2 separate regions of the Homo sapiens genome follow, and region 2 is linked to region 1. Evidence: read pairs that join two places in POLR2A ChIA-PET (ENCODE). Cell type or tissue: PC-9. All regions are shown on one strand. Links, peaks and the distances in the headings refer to the core of each region. The heading gives the core; the rest is flanking DNA. Region 1 holds the start of NFATC3 (nuclear factor of activated T cells 3). Region 2 overlaps NFATC3 (nuclear factor of activated T cells 3).

Region 1 (16,492 bases), core at 1-8,000:
AGGTCACATATTATATTATCCTATTTATATAAAATATCTAGAAGAGGTACCATAGAGACAGATCCCAGACTGGTGGCTACTAGGGGTTGGGAGGAGGGAAGGAAAAATATGGGGCAACTGTTTAATGGGTACTGAGTTTTCTTTTGGATGAAGAAAATGTTTTAGAAGTAGACAGAAGCAGTAGCTGCACAACACTGAATGCACTCAATTGTTCACTTTAAGAAGGTTTGTTTTTTCATATGTATTTTGCCTTAATATTAAAAAAACTTTAAAAAAAATTACCTGCTTAAAATATTTTAAAGTGGACTTTATGTGACAAATAAAACTGCTGATGTTTACCTTTTGAAATTTCAGTTATAAATCAAGTTACAGATAACTCCTTTTAGACCTATTTTAATATCAAAATGGCTTTTGCGTATGGTAAAGATCATTAAAAATTTTTTCATAGCTTTGAAATGTTATTCAGTATTTTGGTTGTATATACAATTCCTACTTATGTAGTCACACAATTCCTTTATTATTCATATGTTTGGTTAACACCCTTATCGATCATATATTTGTATATATGCTCTAATCAAGTTTGTGCCCAATAAAATCTGCTGACATCATCAACTGTTTATCTCTTTTACAATAAAAATACTCAAACAAGCTGTTTTTCTTTCAAGTCCCGATAATCTAGATACAATTCAATGCTACACTCTCCACAAATGCCACTTTTCCTGTTTCTTCCTCTACTATAAAATGCATCACCATTCACAGACTTCCTAGTAGTACAGTTATTACTTGGACTATGTGTCTCCTCCAACTATTTCCCAAACTCCTTGAAAAGCCTCAGTCCTCTGCCTCATCATAACACTACAGGGTCCGTAAGAGTGGTTCGACGTAATAGGTGCTCAAATTATGTTAATGGAATTGAAAATAAACGCAGCCAACACATAACTATTATAAATTATGTACTACAGTGAAAAAGACATCTAGCATATGAAGACTAAAAGGACCGATAAAATAAGTACCGCCTAGAGAATCCTCATGCCTCACGTTCAGGTATGTTTTTTCAATGCAACTCTACAGAACAGTCTACTGAACATCAAACATGAACATTAAGAAATTCACCTCATACCAGGCAAGAAAAAATAGGGATTACTCTTATCCATTTCCTTTTTGAAGTTCGTATGCATATGTAACAGGGAAACTGAACTTAATGAACCACAGTATTCCAAACCAGGTCACAAAAGAGCTCTAAGTCCCCAGTCATCCTGTTTCTATTTCCTGATTGGTCTGACCTGCAAGCATGATGGTGCCCAGCTTTCCCAATTCAAGATTTCCTTTAAAATATCTTCCAAGGAGAGATTTTTCTTTAAATAAAAATCGACTTCTAGAACTTTCTAGGAAAATTATGAAAAAAGCAACCCACTATTAAAAAAAAAATCTTCCGGAACACTTTATTCAAGTAAGGAAATCCAGTTTCCAGAAAAGTCCCGTTACAGTTACACTTCGAATTAATTGTGGGTCATAAACTTGCACGAGTGGACGTTAACTCGAAAGCATTACTCTTCTAGCAAAGTAGACTTAAAAAAACACGTGCCTGATTTTTAGAGGGGTCCTACCGTTGAAAAATAAGCATCTTTCAAACTAAAATTTCAAGAAACGACCTAGAATAGATGAAAAACCCAGTGCGCTAACAATTCACAGGGACAACATTTTCCTTGCAACACACTGGCAAAGCAACGACAACCAGACGCCACTTGGGCAGCAGCCCGGACCCTGGGCCTCCAAACCCCGATCGTCCCGGAGTCGAGTTCCCCACTAGTTTGCTTCCAGCCAAGCCCGCCACCACTTCCACGTCGCAGCGACCCACACGCCTCCTCAGCGATTTAAATCCGTTTTTAACTCACCACACACACGCGCGCGCACACACACACACAGGGTTATCGGTCTCCGGTCATCCAAGGGAACAGGGAGGGAGCGAGAGATCCTGCGAGCGAGAAGCGGGGTCGCTCCACGGTCCCGCCTGGCCCGGCACCCACCTGCAGGCCGCGAGCCCGGGGGCGGCGGCGCCGGCGCCCCGTCCTCGCCAAAGACGAGTTTGAAGTCGAGCTCGTCGTGGGCGCCACAGTTTGCAGTAGTCATCGGCGTGGCCCAGGGTGCTGCAGCTCCTCCTCAGGCGGCGGCGGCGGCAGCGGCAAGCGGCGGCAGCAGCTCCTCAACGCCGCTTCATGCCGGGCCGCGCGGGCCAAGAGGTCGCGACTCCACGGCAAACTTTCCGGGCGGGGCCCGCGACGCCGAGCGTTCCGTTCCGAAAGCTGGCCGCGCGCCGAGCAGCACCAGGAACCGCAGCCGCCCGCCACCGGTGCCTAAGCCTCCACTGTCGGCTTAGCCAATGTTCCCCGCCGCCCCCCCACAGTCGCCGCCACCGCCGCCGCGGGTGCGCTCTCGCGCCCTGCCGCGCGCCCGGCCCCGCCCCCTACGCGCGCCCACCCTGCCTGGCTGCCGATTGGCCACTAACACGGCGAACAGGCGCCGGGCCCCGCCCCCTCACAGGCCTATCGCGTAACTCGGTCTCCGCGAGAAGGAAGGAAGTCACGTGAACACGCAGGCGCCCCCCCCCCCCCCCCCGCAGAGCCCAGCTACCTCTCGGGAATTGTAGTTTGGCCTGTATTCCCCCGGCGATTCCTTCTAAACCAGACGAGAGAAGGCCGTTAGCCTCTCTAATTGGATAGGGGACCACCACCGGCCAATGCAGAAGACCCTTCTCCTCATTGGGCGGAGCTCATGTCGAGGAAGGGGTGCTGAAGCACTGAGGTTCTGGGTTCGGTGATGTGGGGGCGCATCGTGTTACTCCTGATGGCTGGCTCTAGGGAAGGCATCAGGGCCCCTCAGAGTTACCTGGACGCCGCCCACATCCTCATCCCCCCACCTCAACTTTAATGGCTGAGTCTCCAGAGGGCAGGGACCGGACCGAGAGTCCAGCTAGGTTGGGGTGGAACCGAAGGAGACAGATTGCGCGACAAGTCCGGACTCTGAGCTCGCGGTCGCCGCAGGCCCACCCTCTGCGGGGCGGAGCTTTCGCCCCGGTGGCTGCGCCTTTGTCCCCACTAGCGGGCCCCCGCAGCTGCTCCCTTGACAGCATGCGCGTTTGAGGCCTCAGCGAACCCCAATGGGCAGGGCCTGTCCCTTGCTGGAAGTTGAGTAGATTGAGCGGGAAAGCCCGTTGTGAGCTCGTGCCAATCACAGCTCTGTGCTCTCTGCATCCTGCTGCATATCCATGAAAGCGGGAGGGATGGAGCCGCCTAAATTGGGTGGCTGGCAGTGGAGAGGAAGTGACACTGCCTAAAGAACCGTTTTCGTGATCTGCCCCTCCCGAGCAAGCTAGCCTTCCCGAGATGGCCCAAGACGCCTCCTCCTGGGGTCTGGGGTGAAGGCCGTCCTTGGGGACTGGGAGCCTGGCTTGTTTACCTAAGGCTCCGCTGAGGCGCAAGGTGGACAGGGACGTGAGAGAAGTAGGGTGACCGCCTCCCCTAGCTCCGTGCCCCGGGCATAGGGCCCACAGGGCATAGCATCCCTAGATGCGCGTTGCTGGAGGAACCCAGGGCACTGTCAGAGGCTTGGGTGCAGGTGCGCCCAAAAATGCTGCCCTCTCAGAGGCTACAATAGGTTAAAAAAAAAGAGAGAAAAAAAAAAAAGAAATGCCGCTCTCGCAAGGCCTACAGCACATTCCACACCGCCCACAAAGGCCAGTGGGAAGAGAGGGTAAAGGGAAGCTCTTTGCCGAGGTCTCAATGTCTGGACTGACACTTGAGCTACCAGGGAGCCCTAGAGGGAGCCAAACTAGACCTTGGGTCAGGAAGACAGGGAATGTCCAGGGCATCCAAGACGTTCATCTTGTATTGCTTCATTTCTGCCCAGTGTTTTGTACCGGTACCTGTGCTGTTCCTGGGGATTCAGAGATAAAGTCTCCCTTCAGGGGTAGGGGAGAGGGGACCAGCAAATCTATAATTACTGTACAAAGAGATGAGGGTTGTGCCAGGAGCTCAGAGACAGTTCATAAGCCTGCTAGCTGCAGGGCCTTGACAGGGGTTAGTAGGAACCGGAGTGACAGACAAGAAGTGAGCAAGTTTCATTCCAGGCAGAGAACAGATTTCCAAAGACTTGATAACCATAAAGTAACCTGCAGTGGGCAGAAGCCTAAGGTGGGGCCGGATGAGTGGGCAGAATGCTGCAGGCCACTGCAAAGTGTCTGGACTTTATCCTGACGGCAGTAGGGAGCAGTGGAAGGACTTAGAGCAGGGGATTTACATGGTCAGAATTCTGGATGGATCACTAGATTCAACTGGGACAGGGGTGAATGAAGTCAGAGGGAGAAGATAATGTGGTCAAGGAGAGGGAACAACTGGCATTAGACGGGTGGACTATCCTTCCCAATAACCTGTCCTGCCTGCAAATCTCCAACCTTGAGGGCCTGAGTGTGGAACTTGGGGCCCAAATGCCACATCAGCTCTAGAGCCCTCTGCCTCAGGCAGGTTGCTGGCCCACCTATTTGTACCACATGTAACAGGATCCTGATACAGTATAAGGTCCCAGAGGCTTGGCCAGCTCATCTGAAGTCCCTCCAGACATGACTTCACCTAAATCATGGGATCAGCCATAGTCAGACCAGACAGCAGGCAGGAGGGAGACCCTGGGCTGGTCAGCCCCTCCACTGGGAAGGGACCACAGAGAAGCTGTAGATGGCTTGAAAAATTCAACCACTCATCAAATGCTCAGCTATGCATCTGTCTTCCCAGCCACTGAGCACCTGGAGAACACTTAGAACAGATTACATTGTAGGGAGGGTTTCTGATCTCACCAAGGAATGGTGAGGGCTGGGACAGGGATGGGCACCAACTGCAGGAAGAGAGTCACCATGTGTGTAAGAAAGTCAGCAACGGCTGGGAACTCTGCAGCCTGTGAAGGGGCCTGACCACACACATACACCGATATGTACATACTCTTTCAGCCCTTTGCCCCAGCTAGGGCCAGTATGTACCCCCATGAGCTCTTCTTCAGGCAGTTCCAAAGCTCCTGCAGGTCATCTGGACCCACCTTCAGCCCTCTGAGAGCCCTGTGAAACCAGGAGGCCCACAGGACCAGTGCAGTAGGTGGAACCCCAGGGTGGACAAGGGCTATGTGGGTCACTGTACAACCACTCTCTCCTGTATGAATGCCACCCAAGACTGGGAATTAGGGAAAGCCATCATTATCATCAGCTGCCACAGGACTGTTCCCAAGCACCCATTGTTGAAGTTCTTCAGTGCCCTCTGAGCCATGGGATGGTACAGTTTAGCCTGCCCCAGTCCCTTGTTCCCCATTAGGCAAAACAGGAGCCTCTGAGGAAATTCAGAGTTTAGAAAAGTTCTTCCTCTCCATGCCAAACATCCCCCTCATCCCAAGCTCTGGTTTGATTCTTCTGTGCCTGCTCCCCAGACCCATGCCAAGGTAGCCACAGGGGACACAAGGACTGCCCTTGAGCAGCTCCCAATCTGGGAGGAGAGGATAAGACCAGCCAACTACAATCTCAGAAAGTTAGTTGCTGAAGTCAGCACAGGGTGCTGAGAAGACAGGGTCAGCACTTTGTCCTCAAATGCCAGGCTGAGGAGTTTGGACTTGGTCCAGAGAGCAGACTTAAGAGACCCATGGAAGAGTTCTGAGCAGAGTAAACTGGAAGGACCCAAGTATCCAGAACTGAGGGTGGAAGAGATTCTTTGCACACAGCCCAGTCTTCTTGCTGTGGCCTTTGAGAGACCTGCCACCCTCTCCAGCCTTACTCATCCCTTCCTCTCATGCTCATATCAAAACCATTTGTCCCCCAAATGTGATGATCTAAGGGGAAATCCTCAATCAGGCTGGCTGGAATGGATGGATAAGTGTTGTGGCTACTAGCCCAGGGAGAGGTTTGGGAGTCTAAGTGGCCCAGTTTAAGGTGGACATGGTGAGAACAATGGGCAGAGCTTTCAGGCCTGACTGTCCCCCTCCACCCCCCAGTCAGTCCCATCCTTGGGCAGGTCACTTTGAGACCAGGAAAGGCAACACTGAGGTATGCTAAAGTGAGATCATTTGAGGATTAACATATCCAACCAGGATCTCTGCCAGACATCCTCAGTCACAGAATATATAGTAGACCCACCCCACCTTCCTCCCCTGTAAAGGATTCTCTCCCCAGTGCTTCCCAGGGCCCTCAAAGCCCCCACATTACAGCCTCTATCTTAATAGCAGACCTGAATCCCTGCCTCTCCTTCCCCAGAGCCCAGAAATGAACCTGACCCTGCCAGAGGAGGGGCTTCCCCCAGGGAAACCATACTGGTGGGAGAAGTGGCCTGAGATCAAAGCCCAGTTCCACTGGGGAGGTAGGTCTTAGGACTCAGTGACTTGGTGGGGGCGGGCAGCACTGCAGCCTCTGTCTGACCAGTTCCAGTTGGAGTATAAGAAAAGGCAAAGGGGGCATTTTTGTTTTTTGTTGTTGTTTTTTTGAGACAGGGTCTTGCTCTGTTGCCCAGGCTGAAACACAGTAGTGCCATCATGGCTCACTGCAGCTTCAACCTCCTGGGCTCAAGTGATCCACCCACCTCAGCCTCCTGAGTAGCTAGGACTATAGGCACGTGCCACCACACCCGGCTAATTTTTTTTTTTTTTCGAGACAGAGTCTCACTTTGTCGCCCAGGCTGGAGTGCAGTGGCATGATCTTGGCTCACTGCAAGCTCCGCCTCCCGGGTTCATGCCATTCTCCTGCCTCAGTCTCCCAAGTAGCTGGGATTACAGGTGCCCGCCAACAGGCCCAGCTAATTTTTTGTAATTTTAGTAGAGACAGGGTTTCACCATGTTAGCCAGGATGGTCTTGATCTCCTGACCTCGTGATCCGCCCATCTCGGCCTCCCAAAGTGCTGGGATTACAGGCGTAAGGCACCGCACCCGGCCACACCTGGCTAATTTTTATATTTTTTTGTAGACAGGGTTTTGGCACATTGCCCAGCAGGCTGGTCTTGAACTCCCAAGCTCAAGTGATCTACCCACCTCGGCCTCCCAAAGTGCTGGGATTACAGGTGTGAGCCACCATACCCAGCCAAAGGAGGCATTTTGATTGAGATTGTTTTTAGTACGAAAAATCAGAAATAGGCCAGGCGCAGTAGCTCATGCCTGTAATCCCAGCACTTTGGGAGGGTGAGGCGGGAGGACTGCTTGAGGCCAAGCATTCAAGATCAACCTGGCCAACATAGCAAGACTCTATCTCTATGAAAAAAAAAAAGAAGAAAAATCAGAAATAAATTGTGCCTAAAGCTTGGTGGCTGAGACTGGACCAAGCCTCAGTCTTTCTCCTGAGTGGAGCCCTTTCTCGGGGAGCACTGGTCTGGGAAGTCAGTTAGGGCAGCCTGGCATGGAATGACCCCATTAACCATGCAGAGTCCTATCAAAGGGCCAGCCTACTGTCCTCCAGCCAGCCTCACACAGGCAGAGGACAGCGGATCCCCTCTAAGAGGAGGGCCCTCAGGACAGAGAGGACTAGAAGTGAGTTGCCCAAGGTCAAACAGCAATGAGCTCTGGGAGGCAGTGGGTAGTGCGGTATCCTTATCTGCACACAGAAAAGCAAGCGTGGGTGGCAGGGGGGAGGGGGGCGGTGCTGGAACTGAGACAGAGGCCTCACCCACCAAACCCTAGACTCAGAGGCCAGCAGGGCCAGAGGCTGCTGGCTGGCACAGGTGCCTGACCCTGTGTTAAAGTTGCCACAAAACAGTAAAGCTCTGACACAGGGGAGATGTGGGAAATACAGCTTTGACCCAGAGGGGACTCCTCCCCTCCCCACTCCCCAATGGAGCCTGGAAAAAGGGAGGAGAAGCAGCATGTTTACAGCTGAGGAAGCGGGGGCAGGACAGGGCAGGGACCTTTGGTCAGAACGCCCCTCCCAGTAAGCGGGGGAGGCCCCATGAGATGCGGTAGCCGTTTGTTTGCTTCTCACTGCCAGGAGGAAATTAAAGAGAATCTGCCACTTCCTTCCGCCCCAAGTGGGATGAGGAAGGCGGGGGACGGGAGGGACTGTGTGGTGTGATCTGCCAAACATAAGGGCCCCAAATTGCTGTCATCAGCCGCCTCCAGTGCCCCACTGTCCAAAGCAGGCACCTCATCAGGTCTGAGACTCCAGGCAGCTGTCAGGCTTGGAGACTCTGGGGATCAGACCAACACTCCCCACCCCACTGGACTAGTCCCTTACTGCAGCACCAGTTACCCTAGTCTTTCTTCCAGATTCCATATCACCTCTCATCAGGACATACAATTGATGCCCAGTGTGTCAGGTGTACCATCAGTAGAATGGGCTTCTTGGGCCTTCCTAACTTGGCCCAAGTCCAGTGATACCCCATTCCCCACCTCTACCAGACCCACAGAGATGGGCAGGAGATCCACTTTGGAAAGCTCAAGCTCTGCACAGAGGGTGGGAGTAGAATCATGCCAGGACACAAGCCCATTTATGAAGATGCCCAAGGCTGAAGCAGCCAGCCGTGGGTGAGGGTAGGGGGTGTCTTTATTGCACAGTACCAATGTCAGGTTGGGGAGTTACCACCTGAAAAGCTCCTGTTTTCAAAGAGAACTTGACCCTGTCACTCAGATCCACCAAAGGGGCCAGGATCCACCCCTGGGCGGCCCCTGGTCCATGCTCTAGGCTGATGGCCCCTGCCAGGACATCTAACTTCTGCCAGGCAAGACCAGCAAACTGTTCAACGGCATCTGGTTCATGCTGTGGCATCCACAGCCACCTTAGCACCAGGCCCATGGAGGGGTGACTAAGGCAGGAAGAGTAGTCACCAGCCTTCCAGGGGGCTTTCTTCACCACTTCCCAAGGCCACAAAGGGCTTCTTGCACAGATCCCCAGGTTGTGCTAGCTCCTGAGCTCTGGGGCCCCCAGGGTCTTGGTCAGGAGCCTCCCTCTTTCGCTTGTGCAAGGAAGGGCTCTCCTCACCCAGCCGACCCTCAGGGAGGCCCTGGCTCCGCAGACAGACGATGGCTGCAGCCTGCTCCGCCAGTTTCTTGGACTTGTCCCTGAGCAGACAGAGGGCAATAAGGTGAGGGGCAGGGTGCAGGGCTATGAGGCCTGACTCTACACATCCTTGGCAGATTCTGACAAGACTGAGTAAGGGGTCACCATCCAGGGATGCCACTGCCCACATATACCATCTACCCAACCCTCCTAGGACAATGCTGGATGTGTGGGCAGAATGCCCACTCTCCGCCCCACCCCAAGCCTCCTCTCCTATGATAAGGAAACTTACCACAAGGTAGACTGATACTTTTGTTCAGCAACGGTGACAATAGAGGAGAACAGGCGATCTAGAGGGCGTTGAACCTGATACAAAGAGAAAAGGAATCACATGGCCAGAGAAATGAGCCCTGTAGGCCAAACTGCTGGGGTCAAATCAAAGGCAGATAAAAGGAAGTGTTTCCAACCTAAGTCAAATGAAGGCTGCCTGTATCACATGCTCCTCCCAAGCAAAAGTGCCCAGTGGAGAAAGGCACAAATACACAATGACCTCAAGTGTCTGGAGCTGTCACAGACCTAAGCAAAGCGCAGCAGAGCCCTTAGCTGCACATGACTATGGAGCCTCCTGCTGACATCTGGATAGGCCAGGTCCCCAAAATGAGGAGTCACCAGATGCCAAAAGGGTGAGAAGGGACAAGCTAGGAGCAGAGAAGGCACACGTGGCAGAGGGACCAGGTGACTTGGCTGGAGCAAAGGGCTGCAGGGATGAAACTGGAAGGAGCGAGGCACATGGAAGGGTCTCAGGCTCTATGCTGAGGTGCTGGCTTGATCCTTCAGATACTGGGGAGCTGCTGACTTGAGGAGACAGAAGTTAGATTTGTTCTGGAAAAGTCACTGTGGTGGGGGTGGGGGGGAGTGGGGACACAGACACAACCCCCAGAAGGTATAAGCCTTGAGGCCAGAAGACCAGTCCAGATGAGGCAGAGCAGCCTAAGGAAGGCATGGCTGCAAGGACCAAAGGAAGTGAAGCAAGCCTATCTCATGGTTTCCACCCCAGGGGCACCACATCTGGGGCTCAATTCTGTGCCCCATTGGCTGAGGCTTGATCCAAAAACATGTCTGGGCCAAGTGCGGTGGCTCACGCCTGTAATCCTAGCACTTTGGGAGGCCGAGGTCGGGGGATCATCTGAGGTCAGGAGTTCGAGACCAGCCTGGTGAAGATGGTGAAACCCCATCCCTACTGAAAATACAAAAAAGTTAGCCAGGTGTGGTGGTACCCACCTGTAATCCCAGCTACTCAGGAGGCTGACACAGGAGAATCACTTGAACCTGGAGGCGGAGGTTGCAGTGAGCCAAGATCATGCCACTGCACTGCAGCCTAGGCAACAGAGCGAGACTCCGTCTCAAAAAATAAATAAATAATTAAATAATTAAATAAAATTTTTAAAAAAGGCTCATGACCTATAATCCCAGCACTTTGGGAGGCTGAGGAAGGAGGACCACTTGAGCACAGGAGTTTGAGACCAGCCTGCCTGGACAACAAAGCAAGACCCCATTTATTTATTTATTTATTTATTTTGAGACAGGCTGGAGTGCAGTGGCATGATCTCAGCTAACTGCAACCTCTGCCTCCAGGTTTAAGCAGTTCTCTGCCTCAGCCTCCCAAGTAGCTGGGATTACAGGCGCCCACCACCATGTCCAGCTAATTTTTGTATTTTTAGGAAAACGGGGTTTCACCATCTTAGCCAGGCTGGTCTTGAACTCCTGACCTCGTGTTCCACCTGCCTCGGCCTCCCAAAGTTGTGGGATTACAGGCATGAGCCACCGTGCCCGGCTGAGACCACATTTCTAAAAAATAAAAAATAAAAATTAGACTCTGTTTCAAAAAAAAAAAAAAGAGAGATGTCTGGCTGAACTGGACAACAGGCCACTGTAAGAGGGGAGGGCTATCAGCAACTGACCTGGCCACCAGCAGCTTCTCCATGCCTACAGAGGTCAAGGCCAGGCTCCAGCCTGGCAATCTAGAGTTGAGGGTGTAAGCCATGGGAGTGCTGTGACTGGCTGCAGGGCAGGCCACAGCCAGGAACTCACCGTTTCATACACAGGCTGTGCCAACTTCTCCCTCCGGCACCACTCTAGTAGGCACATCTTAGGGGTGATCTGGGCTGGGTATGCTCTCCTGGGGAAAGGAAGGGAAGCAGTTGGGGTCACCCACCATCACCGCTCCCTCCCTCAGCCAGGGCACTACTCAGCTCCTGAAAGGAGCTGCAGAAATGAGAGGAACTGAGACACCGAGCTGCTGCCTTAAGGCTTCTGTACTTGCTCCCCTAGGCTCCCATTCTTGTCCTACCAGCAGCTTGGACCTGGGTTCTCCCTAAAGGGAAGATGAATTTTGGCATGCTCAAGAAATTGTAAGGGAAGGGGGAATGAACTCCCAGTACTCTGAGGTCCAGACTGGAAAAACAATGTTCAACATCCAAGAAGGAAGCTTGCCACTCAAGACAAGATTAGTAGGGAGTGGGTGGAGGTGGGCAATGGAGGTAGCCAGACAATGGTCTCGGGGATCTAGCTCAGCGCCCATCCTGATTCCGCCTGCCAAGTGTCATGATCATCTGCTGCAGCCATGGACACTTGGAATCTGGTTTCAGAGTCAGCCTGTGACAGGGTGACACAGTGACAGGGTGGGAGGGGTCATATTCCAACTTCCCAACTGGAACTCTCCCTGGCATCTGACTGCCCAACAGCTATTCCCCACCACCCTGCTCCCCCTCTCCACACCTCTGCCAGACAAGACTGGCTCCTGTCTGGTCCTGGGGACTGGAGAAAGGCTCAGATCCCAGAGGAGGGCACCATTCAAAGCTGAGTCACAATCTGAGGCGTAAGCAGCTTGAGAGAGCACCACAGAGCTGGTGAGGGGCACTGGGTGTGGGTAGGGGCTGCAGAGCCAAATGAGGGCTAGGGTCCTGCTGTTGTTTGAGGAGCTTCATGCCAGGAGCCAGTTCCTCAGGGCCTTGGAAAAGCACAGACTTTCAGGAACAGGAGACAAGTCCCCCCTGCCCTGAGTTGTGGGAGGCGGTAAATCAGGGAAAAAGTAGAGTTCAGTTATCCTTGGGACAGCCTTTCAGGGACTATCTCCCCTGAAAGCACCTTCTATGGGATGCTGAAAATTTAGAACGAGTTTCCAAACCAACAAGACCTGTGGTCCCTACGTTTGACATTAAGCACATACAGCAGCCAGTGTGCTGGCCCAGTGGGACCCCAAGGGTGCTGGCCCTAGCCCAAGCTGAGGCCAAGCTGGAGACCTACCGGTCAAACTTGACAGCCATCTTAATGACACCAGAGGTATCTTCAGCTGGCTCCCCTGTCTGCTCTGAAGTCTTGGCTGAGAGCCTGGCCTGCTGGGCATCCAGCTCCTGTGTGGTCTCCTCATAGAAGGCACCAAGGCCAAAGGCCTCACTAGGGAGGAAGAAGCAGATCAGAGCAAACACTTTAGCGGAGCCAGCATCCAGGGTACTGCAGGACCCCAGGGCCCCACCACTGAGAAACTCCTCTACCACATACACCAAAACACCACCGGGGCCTGGCCATCAGAATGTGCCCCCTGCCCAGCCCTGGGATTACTGTGGACTGGAAGATGGAAAGTGAATGTGAACCCAAGCGTGGACACTGGAGGGAGGCTGGGCTGGGTGGCAAAGGTTGTAAAGGTCACCCCCACCACCTGCAGCCTCTCTCCTGAGGGGAAGCACACAGATGGTATCCCCAGCCAGCCGTGACTGAGTTAACCAATGCTGATCAAGCACATGGGCCCATGGGAGGAAGAGACAGAGGCCTGACCACTAAGTGGTTCCCCACTTCCCGCCCAGCCACAGGCAGTTATACATGGGTCTCAGCTGACACTGAGGCACCACCCAGAGCTACAGAGTTATGTGGGGTAGGGACTGAACCAATGCCATAAGCCAAGGGTGGGAAGAGGGCTCTGGCAAAGGTTTTTCCCTTCTAGGAAACATCTTGAAGGCTGGAAGACTCAAACGAAGATAGATCCCCAATGGCAAAAGTGGTTCAGAAAGGCATCTATGTAAGAGGGAGGCTACAGATAGCTCACGTGAGAGGGAGAGAGCCTTCCAGGCAGACGACCCATTACAAGCACAGGTGTGGAGTTCTGGAAGCAGACAGGTAGACAGGGAGCTGTGGGGGCAGTGGCTAGGCCAGCTTGTGAAGGGCCTCAACTGTCAACCATCTGAGCTAGAGCTGCACCTGATCTAGAGAATCAACAGGTGGTCTCTCAAACTGCAGGGTGATGGATGTGAGTGCAGGCTCAAGGTAGAGGCTCCATGCTACAGCCCAATTCTCCTGACCACTGGTTCCTGGGGGCCTGGCCTGTGACTATCCCATTTATGGAAAATCCCCTTCCTTTGCATTCCTCTATCCTTCTAGTACCCTAGTTCCCAGAGCTCTGCTGATCCGTCCAGGGATGGGACGTTTCAAAGCTTTCAAAGAATCCCCTCCTGGGAGGCAAAGCTGTACCATCACTCCACTCCTCTACATCTACATCCAGAAGCTGTGTCCCTGGTCCCCTGGTGGAGTCAGCTTAGGGCTCAAAGTCAAACTTGGGCAATGCGTACAAGGACAGATGGACATCTTATTGTGCCTCTTACCAAATTTCCCGGGAAGACTGGGCAGCATGGAGCAACCTTCCCTGGGGCGACTCCAGCTGTTCTCGTAGCATCTGGCACAAGCAGTACTTGGTGTTGGTGTAGTGGTTGTCATACTGCACCGCCTGAGAAAAGAAATGACTTGCCTGATGCCCAGGCAGGCTCTAAGGCCTGGGCTATGCTCTGATGGCAGGGAAAGGAGCTCCAAGAAGGCACCAGAGATGTATGTGTAGCCAAGGCAATGTGACCCCCATAAGAAGAACCACCACTGGCCAGGAGCAGTGGCTCACATCTGTAATCCCAGCACTCTGAGAGGCCAATGCAGGAGGACTGCTTGAGGCTAGGAGTTCAAGAGCAGCCTGGGCAACGTAAGACTCAACTCTACAAAAATTAAAAAAAAGAAAATTATCGGCTGGGCACGGTGGCTCACGCCTGTAATCACAGCACCTTGGGAGGCCAAGGCGGGCGGATCACCTGAGGTCAGGAGTTCAAGACCAGCCTGACCAACATGGTGAAGCCCCGTCTCTACTAAAAATACAAAATTAGCTGGGCGTGGTGGCGGGTGCCTGTAATCCCAGCTACTCGGGAGGCTGAGGCAAGAGAATCGCTTGAACCCTGGAGGCGAAGGTTGCGGTGAGCCAAGATCGTGCCACTGCACTCCAGCCTGGGCGACAACAGCAAAACTCTGTCTCAAAAAAAAAAAAAAAAAGAAAAAGAAAATTAGCCAGGCATGTTGGCACACACCTGTAGCCATAGCTACTAGGGAGGCTAAGGCAAGAGGATTGCTTGCACCCAGGAGTTGTGGCTGTAGTGAGCTATGATCATGCCACTGCACTCCAGCCTGGGCAACAGACTGAGACCCTATCTAAAATTAAAAATAAAAATAAAAATAAATTAAAAAGCCACTTCGACCTTGGTCATCTACTCTTCCAGCTAGTGGTACAAAGCTTGAGGGTCACAGCCAAGGACCACGGTCAGAAACACATTCTCCTGGACAGCCTGACTGAGGTCTCGAAGTGCGGGAGCCCCTTCCTGCTTCAGCCACCACAGAGGACCTACTGCCAAGTATCTTCCAGGGAAGGGAGGGGAAACACACCAAATTCTGGCATGGCAGGTCCAGTGCCAGGAAAGGGGTGAGATTCTTCTATTCCTTCTAACCAGAATGGGCACCTTCCCTTCCCACATCTTGAATAGCCTCTAACTTCCCCCTACGTGGGTAAAACACAGCATCATTTAGTTCACATGGGTTACTCATGACTACATTTATCTATACAAGTGTGAGGTGCAACTGTCACCATCACTCCACAGACCGTGAAATGAAGGCTCAGGGAGGCAAGATGACTGACTGCCTGGGACACCCAGTGGAAGTCGGCTGGCTAGAGGTAGGGCAGGAGAGCAGTATTGGGTGAAGGTGGCCTTCCCCAGCCCTCCAGGACACCCTCCCATCCCCCACCCCCTATGCTGCTCTAGTAACTCCACGTGGGCCTATGACTTCAGTGGCTGGGAAAGTGCCACGGCACGCTCAGGACAAAGTGGGAAGTAAGTCGGGGCGCCCCGGCTGGTGGCAAGTCCTTGACTCAGCTTGTCTGGGAAGAAGGCACCTGGCTGGACCAGAAGCAGCCCTGCCTATGCTTGAAAGCCGCTCCCTTTCTCTGTGATAGCACACCCTCTTGAGGAGCTGCCAAGAGATGGCTCAGCAGGAATGATAATATCACCTTTCACCCAGTGAGCAAGCTCAGCACTGTTCAGCACGTCTTCTTGGCCAGACTTGCCAGCTGGCCAAAAAGCTGGATAGCTGACCTGGGCTGGGGCAAGCCCTCCCTTGCCATGGAGCTATCCCAGACCATTGGAGAGCTGGTGGTCACCAACTTGCCCAGCAGGACACCAGAACCAGGGAGTGAGGGCTGCAGCATTGAACAGGAAATAGGACAAAGGCTGCCCAGCTCTGGACGCAGACCTCAGGGCATCTTACCATCCTAGCTTGCACAGCCATGGAAACACTCACATACCATGGCAGCCACAGGCACTCCTAGGCAGGTATGAACCCTAGGACTGAAGAGGAGGGTGGAACTCTGCTCTGGGCAAAGACTGCACCCTCTGTTCAGACCCAATTCACTGAAGAATTTGAGGACCACTCACTGTCTCTCCCTGCAGACATGTGCAGCTGATCAGAGTCCCACAGAGTTCCAGGGTTGTGCCAAAGAGATAAGGCAAGTGAACTCTTCATTTTCTTTTATAGGGATATGCCCTTGGCACTACCATCAACCTCTCAATGAGAAGAAACTGGTTTAGAAAAGGCCATTCCCAGCCTGGGCAACATAGGGAGACCTCATCTCTATTAAAAAAATAAAAAATTAGCTGAGTGTTGTGGCACATGCCTGTAGTCCCAACTACTTGGGAGGCTGAAGCAGGAGGATCACTTGAGCCCAGGAGGTCAAGACTGCAGTGAGTCATGATTATGCCACTATGCTCACACCTGGGCAACAGAGCAAGACCCCATCTCAAAAAAAAAAAAAAAAAGCTATTCCCTAAGTAGAGGGTTATGCTTAAAGCATTCTGGAATTAGCAAGAGAAAAGTTTTAGAAATTATTTCGACTGATGAGTCAAATCAGGTGAGAAATTTCTCAATTGCTCCTCTTGGCTGTGGCTGCTCCTGAGCCAACCTATAGGCACATATGCCTTTGATGATGCAGAACCCACAGTCCACGTGCATATGCCTCTGTATGTGCAGCGTGTGAGAAAAAGAAAGATATATATCATGTGTTCGGGGTTCCAACAGCATCCTGGATCTAGAAGGTTCTTGCTATGACCTGCAAACCTCTGGAAGCTTTAGGAGATG
Region 2 (8,000 bases), core at 1-8,000, 64 kb before region 1:
GTGATTCTCCTGCCTCAGCCTTCCAAGTAACTGGGATTACAGGTGCCTGCCACCACGCCCAGCTAACTTTTGTATTTTTAGTAGAGACGGGGTTTCACCATGTCAGCCAGGCTCGTCTCGAACTTCTGGCCTCCGGTGATCCACCTGCCTCGGCCTCCCAAAGTGCTGGGATTACAGGCGTGAGCCACTGTGCCCGACTTAGAATGGTATTTCTTAACTTGGACAGTATCACCCTCTGCAGGGGAGGGTGGTGGTGGAGCAGAGGCATTTTTTAAATGTTGTGAAGATGCGTTTAGTTGTCAACATGATAAGTGGGGTGCACTACAGATACTTAAGGAGAAAGGGCCAGAGATTCAACTTTATCTCAATACATGGGATAACTATAGTTCTTCAAAGTGAATAGTCTACATCTCACAGAATTTGAGAATATCCCATCAGACATTCATGTATAAGGAAAATGTTTATAAACTTAGAACTCCTTAGTATATATTAATACCCCCAAAAGATGCAATTTTAAGATACATGAATTTTTCATGAGTACAACTTACCATGTAAAGAGTTCATCATTTCAAAAAATCATGTCATTGTCAGTAATGCCACTCAGGGAATTTAGGGTGATGATCAACACGCCTGCCTTTGTACCTGGCAACACTCACACTGATAGTGCAGGTGTTAAGTGTCCAACTACTTCACTGTGTCTTCTATAGTCATTATCAAGCATGTGTAAGCGTCCAACTACTTCACTGTGTCTTCTATAGTCATTATCAAGGCTTTTCACTTTGAAACTTTTTTTTTTTTAAGATGGGGTCCCACTGTTTTGCTTAAGCTGGTCTTGAACTCCTTGACTCAAACGTCCTCCTGCCTCAGCCACCCAAGTAGCTGTGATTACAGGTGTGAGCTACAATGCCCAGCCATACTTTTAAACTACTGTATTAGTCCATTCTCATACTGCTATAAGAAACTGCCCGAGACTGGGTAATTTATAAAGGAAAGAGGTTTAATTGACTCACAGTCCCCCATGGCTGGGGGGGCCTCAGGAAATTTACAGTCATGGTTGAAGGTAAAGGGGAACCAAGGCACCTTCTTCACAAGGTGGCAGGAGGGAGAATGAATACAGGAAAAACTACCAAACACTTACAAAGCCATCAGATCTCATGAGAACTCACTATCAAGAGAACAGCATGGGGAAGCCACCCCAGTGATTCAATTACCCCCATCTGGCCTCTCCCTTCACACGTGGGAATTATGGGGATTACAATTCAAGATGAGATTTTGGGTGGAGACATAGCCAAACCACATCAACTATAATTTAGTTTATATATTTATTTTTCTCTTAATAGTACTGCATTATAACTGATATTCTTAAAATTATACGTGTAGTCAATTATATCACTTTTTTTTTTTGATTCAGGGTCTCGTTATGTCACCTAAGCTACAGTGCAATGGCACAATCATAGCTCAACACAACCCTGAGTTTCTGGGCTCAAAGGATCCTTCCACTTCAGTCTCTAGAGTAGCTAGGACATCAGGAGTGTGCCACCAAACCTAGCTTTTTTTTTTTTTTTTTTTTTTTAGATATAGAAGTCCCACTAGGTTGCCCTGGCTGGTCTTAAACTCTTGGTTTCAAGTGATCCTCCTGCCTTGGCCTTCCAAAATGCTGGTATTACGGGCATGAGCCACTGTGCCTGGCCTAATTGTATTATCTTTAAATCTCCATTTCAAGTTAATAAAGTAGCATTACAAAATGGATGTGGGGCTTTTTTTGAGAGTGGGGCTGGGTCTGATAGAGCTGAGAGACACTGATCTAGAAGACTTGTAACCAAAGAGGCACAAAGACCTCAGGATATAACCACCAAAGGTTTATAATAATGTTTTGCAACGGGCAAGATTCTTTATTATAATTCATACTGCAGAAACAATTCCAGATTCAAGGAAGATGACAAATCGTAATTCCAACTACCCTTCTCAAAGGATATAAGTAGAGCATATAAAGCAGGGAAAAACAGCTAATAAATAAATGGAAAAATGCTCAATCTTATTAAATATCAAATAAATAAGAAAACTACTTCTAACCTATCAAAAAAGCAAAGAACAGAGAAGTGGTAATAGTCTACACAGACAACTTTTCCCCTTTGTGGCTGTTTATATGATTTGCTCATTTTCTGTTTCTATTTTAGTATTATTAATTTTACAAGCCCTTTAGATATACTAAGCATATTAACCCTTTGTCTGCCTTACAAGTTATAAATATGGTTTTGTTTTCCATTTATCACCAATTCTGGATCAATTTCTGCTCCTCAGAAGGGAACCATTTGTAACCCTTTTCACTGTTTCTTTTGGAACTTACTTCCATATTTCTAAGGAACATGTTAATACTGCTATTTCCTAATGTTTTTCAAGGTTAGATATATTATCTTTTGAACTTTCAGTGTTTGCATTATAACTGGATACATGTTACTTGCAGCTCAGCCTTGTAGTGTATTTTAATTATATTTCCTTTTTCATACAACTTATTTGGTTACAGTTAATAATTGCCTTTTATATTAGGATTAAGTTTGGCTGCATAAACAAAAATCCAAAGTAACAGTAATTTAAACATGTTAAAAGTAAAGTTTATTTCTTAGAATCTACAGGTCTCTTCTACTGGACCAGTGAGTTTGCCTAAAACACATCCTGCAGTCTTCTGCCTAGGGAGCATAGTAAACCTATTGCAAGCATTGTGGGAACTAATAAAATGGTCAGAGGTCTCACTCTTCAGTATGCAGACTTCCATTATGCCTTCCCTTCCGCCCCCACCCCATTTTAAGAACAGATCATTAAGCCTAGCCTTTAGCTCTCCTAGAATCTAGAACCTCCACTTCATTCTCTCTATAGAATCACCAGATTCTCTCAGGGTAAGACAGGCATTATCACTAGGCTGTACCACACAGGAAAGAAACATCTGGGAAATTTAAGTCCTTTTTAAATTCAATTTAATTTTTTTTTCTTTTAAGATGGAGTCTCGCTGTGTTGCCCAGGCTGGAGTGCAGTGGTGCTGCAACCTCCACCTCCCAGGTTCAAGCAATTCTTCTGCCTCAGCCTCCTGAGTAGCTGGAACTACAGGCATGAGCCACCATGCCCGGCTAATTTTTTTGTATTTTTAGTAGAGACAGGGTTTCACCATGTTGGCCAGGTGGTCCCAAACTCCTGTCCTCAAATGATCCACCCGCCTCAACCTCCTAAGGTGCTAGGATTACAGGTGTGAACCACCGTGCCCGGTCTTAACTCCTTCTTTTATAGACTTTTTATCCAATCTTCTTGTTTTCAGTCTCACCTCACATCCCACTTTCAGAGATATCCAGTACGTCAAATTCCTGAACCTTTCCAGAGTTCTCAGATGCAAAATGACTTGTGCTGCTTGCTTATTGGTTCTTTCTCACCTGCCAGCAGGCTTAAGCTACAGCTGTCTTATGTTTAGTGAAAGTAAACCTGTTCAATTTATTACATTTATGTTTCCATTTTCTGTAAATATTTTAATTTTTATGTAGTCAAGAAATCTATCAGTATTCTCATTTGTAATTTTTTTACACATTTTAGTGTAAAATTAATAAATTTCAAAGCTTTAATTATGGAAACTATTCCATAAAACTATAAAATGTCAATATCATCACAATAACAAAAATAAAGCCTAGGTCAGGCACGGTGGCTCACACCTGTAATCCCAGCACTTTGGGAGGCCTAGGCAGGTGGATCACCCGAGGTCGGGAGTTCGAGACCAGCCTGACCAACATGGAGAAACCCCATCTCTACTAAAAATACAAAATTAGCCGGGCATGGTGGCGAATGCCTCTAATCCCAGCTACTCAGGAAGACTGAGGCAGGAGAATCGCTTGAACCCAGGAGGCGGAGGTTGCAGTGAGCCGAGATCGCGCCATTGCACTCCAGCCTGGAGTGCAAAACAAGAGCAAAACTCCATCTCTAAATAAATAAATAAATAAATCCTAAATAAATCAATAGCTAAAAGGAAACTGGAAAAGTTTGGGCATATATTTTATGTGTATCTGTGCAAAAACAAATTTCAGCCATTACTCTTTTGGTTTATCTGGCGGCAGATGGGGTAAGTAATAATGCCACGTGAGATTCATCCAGATTTATACCCAGAGGTAAAAAAAAATGAAGGTAGAGAGTGGTTATAGTTCACTGCATCCAAAAACTCCTGTGGACTATATGTCTTTTTTTTTTTTTTTTTTTCAGTTCACAGATAATCTGAAGCTAACAATGATTAGGCAACTTCCTCACATTCATCTATTCAGTGATTAGTCATTCCTTTTTGGTATACCTGTTGCTCTTTCATGTTTAATCATAAATTTAACAAATTATTCTACATGACCAACTGTTCATCAAGTGGAGAAATAAACAGCAACAACTTTACCACTTGCCTGTGAGCACTGTGAAGAGGACAGTATCCATCTTGTTATCTCCAGAGCCTAGCAGAGCGCCTAGCACATTACAGGCATTCAATCATTGTTGAAAGAATAAATTTTAGAATAACAGAGTACAATTTGGTGAAGCAAAATAACTCATGAAGTTAGTCAATACATTATTTCTAAAAGAACTGTAGGCAATTTGCTCTTATATAGAAAAAGAAAAAACCAACAAAAAAATTATAGGCATTAAAGTAGCTCGTCAAAATGAGGTAGTTAAATCTAAAATAGAGAATATAAATAAAAAAGTTTGCTATTACCTATTAAGTTATCCAGATATCAAATAACATACTGGCAAGTACTCTATACCAAAGAATCCTAGTCATATTAGATGGCTGACATGTATAAGAGCTTCACAAAGTCATAAGCCACTTGCTTTTTATACTTTGATAAAATAAACTGATGTTGGGGGAAGGTAATCACTCATATAAGATTTCAAAGGGAATATATTTCATAACACATATTTTGACCAACATCTGTTCCAGATGTATAATACCATAAGAAAAATAGGGCTATGCCTTTCTATCTGAGAGACTTTTAAAGGAAGATCAAATAAACTAATTAGACTATTATCCCATCTGATTTCCAGAGAAGCATTTATGTTGTAGGCAATAAATAAATTACTACTACTGTTAACACTAGTCTCTAAAAACTTTCACCAGTATCAGTAATCTCTTCAGTCCACCCTCTGCTTCGCAGAAGAAAGTAAGCCAAGTTGTTTGTTATGTTTCTGTATCGTTTCCATAGCAAAGGTCTGTGCCTGCTTAATTTAACTAAAGCTGGAGGGTTAAAGCCTGAAGGTCACTACAGGACAGACTACAGCAACTTCAATAAGAGCAGTTCCATTATCAGTTCTGCTGATTAGTTGGGGGAATGGGCTCTAAATATATTAGACCCATGACAACACATTGTAGAAATACTAAAAATACAAAATTAAATTTCTATAATATAAATTGCTTAAAATGAAAGTATGCATAAAAATGAAAAAATAATACAAACTTCATTTTTCAAATTTCAGTAACTTTTGGGATAAGATTCAAAATATGTATACCTTAATAAAACTTACCACTGTATAATATATAAGCTTTTTAAAAAAAATCCTTTTTTTTTTTCTTTTGGGAGACAAGGTCTTGCTATGTTGCCCAGGCTGGCCTTAAACTCCTGGGCTCAAGCAGTGATCCTCTTGCCTCAGTCTCCCAAGTAACTGGGATTACAGAATCACATCACTACACCTGGCTAAAACTTTTATTCTTCTTAAATAATTAGACTCATAGGAAGTTGCAAAAATAGTATGTATATGTACTACAGGTTGAATATCCCTAATCTGAAAATCCAGAATGCTCCAAAATCTGAAACTTTCTGAGCACTGATATGACACCCAAAGTAAATGCTCACTGGAACATTTTGGAATTCAAATTTTTGAATCAGGGATGCTCAACCAGTATGTATTCTGGAAATATTCCAAAATTTGAAAAAATCCAAAATCTAAGACACTTCTGACTTCTGATCCCAAGCAGACAAGGGATACTATAGCCCCATGTACCCTGCACCTAGTTTCCCCCAACTATAATACAGTACATATACCCACAATATTGAACTGTAGTTAGCACAGTATCAAAACCAGGACATTGACACTGATACAATACTGCTAACTAGACTACAGGTCTTATTCAGTTGTCATTGTTCTACATGCATTCATTTGTATGTGTGTATATAGTTTTATGCAATTTTATCCCATATATAGATTCAAATAACTACTACCCCAGTCAAGATATGAAGAAATTCTCTTGGGCCACCCCTTCATATTTGCACCCCTCAACCTGACCCTGTTTCCTGGCACCAATCTATTGTCCATCTCTACAGTTCTGTCATTTTGAAAATATTACATAAATAGAATCATATAGTATATTGACTTTTTTCCACTCAGCATAAGTCTATGGAGAACTGTCCAAGTTGTTGCATGTATCAACAGTTTATTCTTTTATATTGCTGAGTGGTAGTACATTGTATGGATACACCAGAGTTTATTCGTGTATTTGGTTTGTTTATAACCTTGGGCTATTAAAAATAAAGTGCAGCAGGGCGTGGAGGCTCATGCCTGTAATCCTAGCACTTTGGAAGGCTGAAGTGGATGAATCGCTTGAGCTCAGGAGTTCAAAACCAGCCTGCCTGGACAAGATGGTGAAACCCCATCTCTACAAAAAACATAAAAATAGCTGGGCATGGTGGCGCACACCTGTAGTCCCATATACTAGGAAGACTGAGATTGGAGGACGGCTTGGGCCTGTGAGTCTGAGGTTGCAGTGAGCTGAGATCGCATCACTGCACTCCAGCCTGGGTGATGTGCAATCTGCAGAGCCAGACCCTATCACAAAAAAAAAAAAAAAAAGAGAGAGAGAAAGAAAAGTTGGTTGTTAGGCCAGGCATAGTGGGTCAAGCTTGTGATCCCACGGCAGGGAGGCCAAGGTGGGAGGATCACTTGAGGCTAGGAGTTGTAGACCAGCCTGGGCAACATAGTGAGATTGCCATCTCTACGAAAAAAATTTTTAAAAATCAGGTTGAGGCAGCCATGTGCGGTGGCTCATACCTGTAATCCCAGCACTTTGGGAGGCTGAGGCCAGTGGATCACCTGAGGTCAAGAGTTCCGGACCAGCCTGGCCAACATGTTGAAACTCTGTTTCTACTAAAAATGTAAAAATCAGCTGGGCGTGGTGGCAGGCACCTGTAATCCCAGCTACTCGTAAGACTGAGGCAGGAGAATCTCTTGAACCTGGGAGGCGGAGGTGGCAGTGAGCTGAGATGGAGTCTCTGCACTCCAGGCTAGGTGACAGAGCAAGACTCCATCTAAAAAATAAAAAAAATAAAAAAATGAAGTTGAGGCTAGGCGCAGTGGCTCACGCCTGTAATCTCAGCACTTTAGGAGGGCAAGGTGGATGGATCGCTTGAGCTCAGGAGTTCAAGACCAGTCTGGATAACATGGTGAACCACTGTGTCTACAAAAAAAAATAATGATGATGATAATGATAATACATAGTTGTTACGAATATTATTAGTATACCTATTGTGTAAACATAAGTTTTTTTTTTTCTGTTATAAATGCCCCAGAGTGAGATTGGTGGGGCATAAGGGAAGCTTAGTTTTTTAAGAACCTAACAAACTATATTCCAGAGTGGCTGTATCATTTTAACTCTCACTAGCAGTTTATGAAGCATCCAGTTTCTGTGCATCCTTGACAACAGTTAGTATTATATTTTTTATTTTAGCTGTTCTAATAGGTATGTAATGATAACTCAATGTGGTTTTAATTTGCATTTCCCTAATGGCTGGTGATGTCTGTTCATGTCTTTGGCATCTTTTCTAACTGAACTGTTTTTATTGTTGAGTTTTGAGAGTTCTTTATACATTCTATGATCTTTGACAGATATATGCTTTGCACATGTTTTCTCCCTGTCTGTAGCTTGTCTTTTCATCCTTTTAATAGCATCTTTCACGGAGCTAAAGTTTTTAATTTTGATGAAATCCAATTTATCAATTTTT

Evidence for each region. ChIA-PET counts read pairs that join two places held together with the same protein. Peaks named below come from ENCODE experiments on the same cell type or tissue, not always from the same donor. Only the 100,000 strongest peaks of a DNase experiment are listed, where the experiment ranks them.
Region 2: POLR2A ChIA-PET joins it to region 1 with 14 read pairs; 11 of 35 experiments call an interaction of 5 or more read pairs at or near these places.

The regions. Positions count from the first base shown.
Region 1 is chr16:68,071,320-68,087,811 of GRCh38, reverse strand. NFATC3 (nuclear factor of activated T cells 3) reads right to left here and starts at 2,442. Exons shown (of 10, transcript NM_173165.3): 1 at 2,028-2,442. The coding sequence starts at 2,130. It overlaps DUS2 (dihydrouridine synthase 2), which reads right to left. Exons shown (of 17, transcript NM_017803.5): 13 at 13,657-13,778; 14 at 12,308-12,457; 15 at 11,093-11,180; 16 at 9,294-9,367; 17 at 8,492-9,063. The coding sequence ends at 8,826. RefSeq lists enhancers at 1,776-1,835, 2,886-2,965, 12,381-12,490 and silencers at 1,886-2,155, 2,316-2,605. In PC-9, for the core only: no CTCF peak of the experiment used is centred there; a DNase peak (open chromatin) is centred at 2,541; H3K4me3 peaks cover 3,201 bases; H3K27ac peaks cover 1,100 bases.
Region 2 is chr16:68,143,986-68,151,985 of GRCh38, reverse strand. All of the region lies in intron 3 of NFATC3 (nuclear factor of activated T cells 3), which reads right to left. Among named protein-coding and RNA genes, the nearest start is that of NFATC3, 63 kb to the right of the region's middle. In PC-9, for the core only: no CTCF peak of the experiment used is centred there; no DNase peak of the experiment used is centred there; H3K27ac peaks cover 1,022 bases.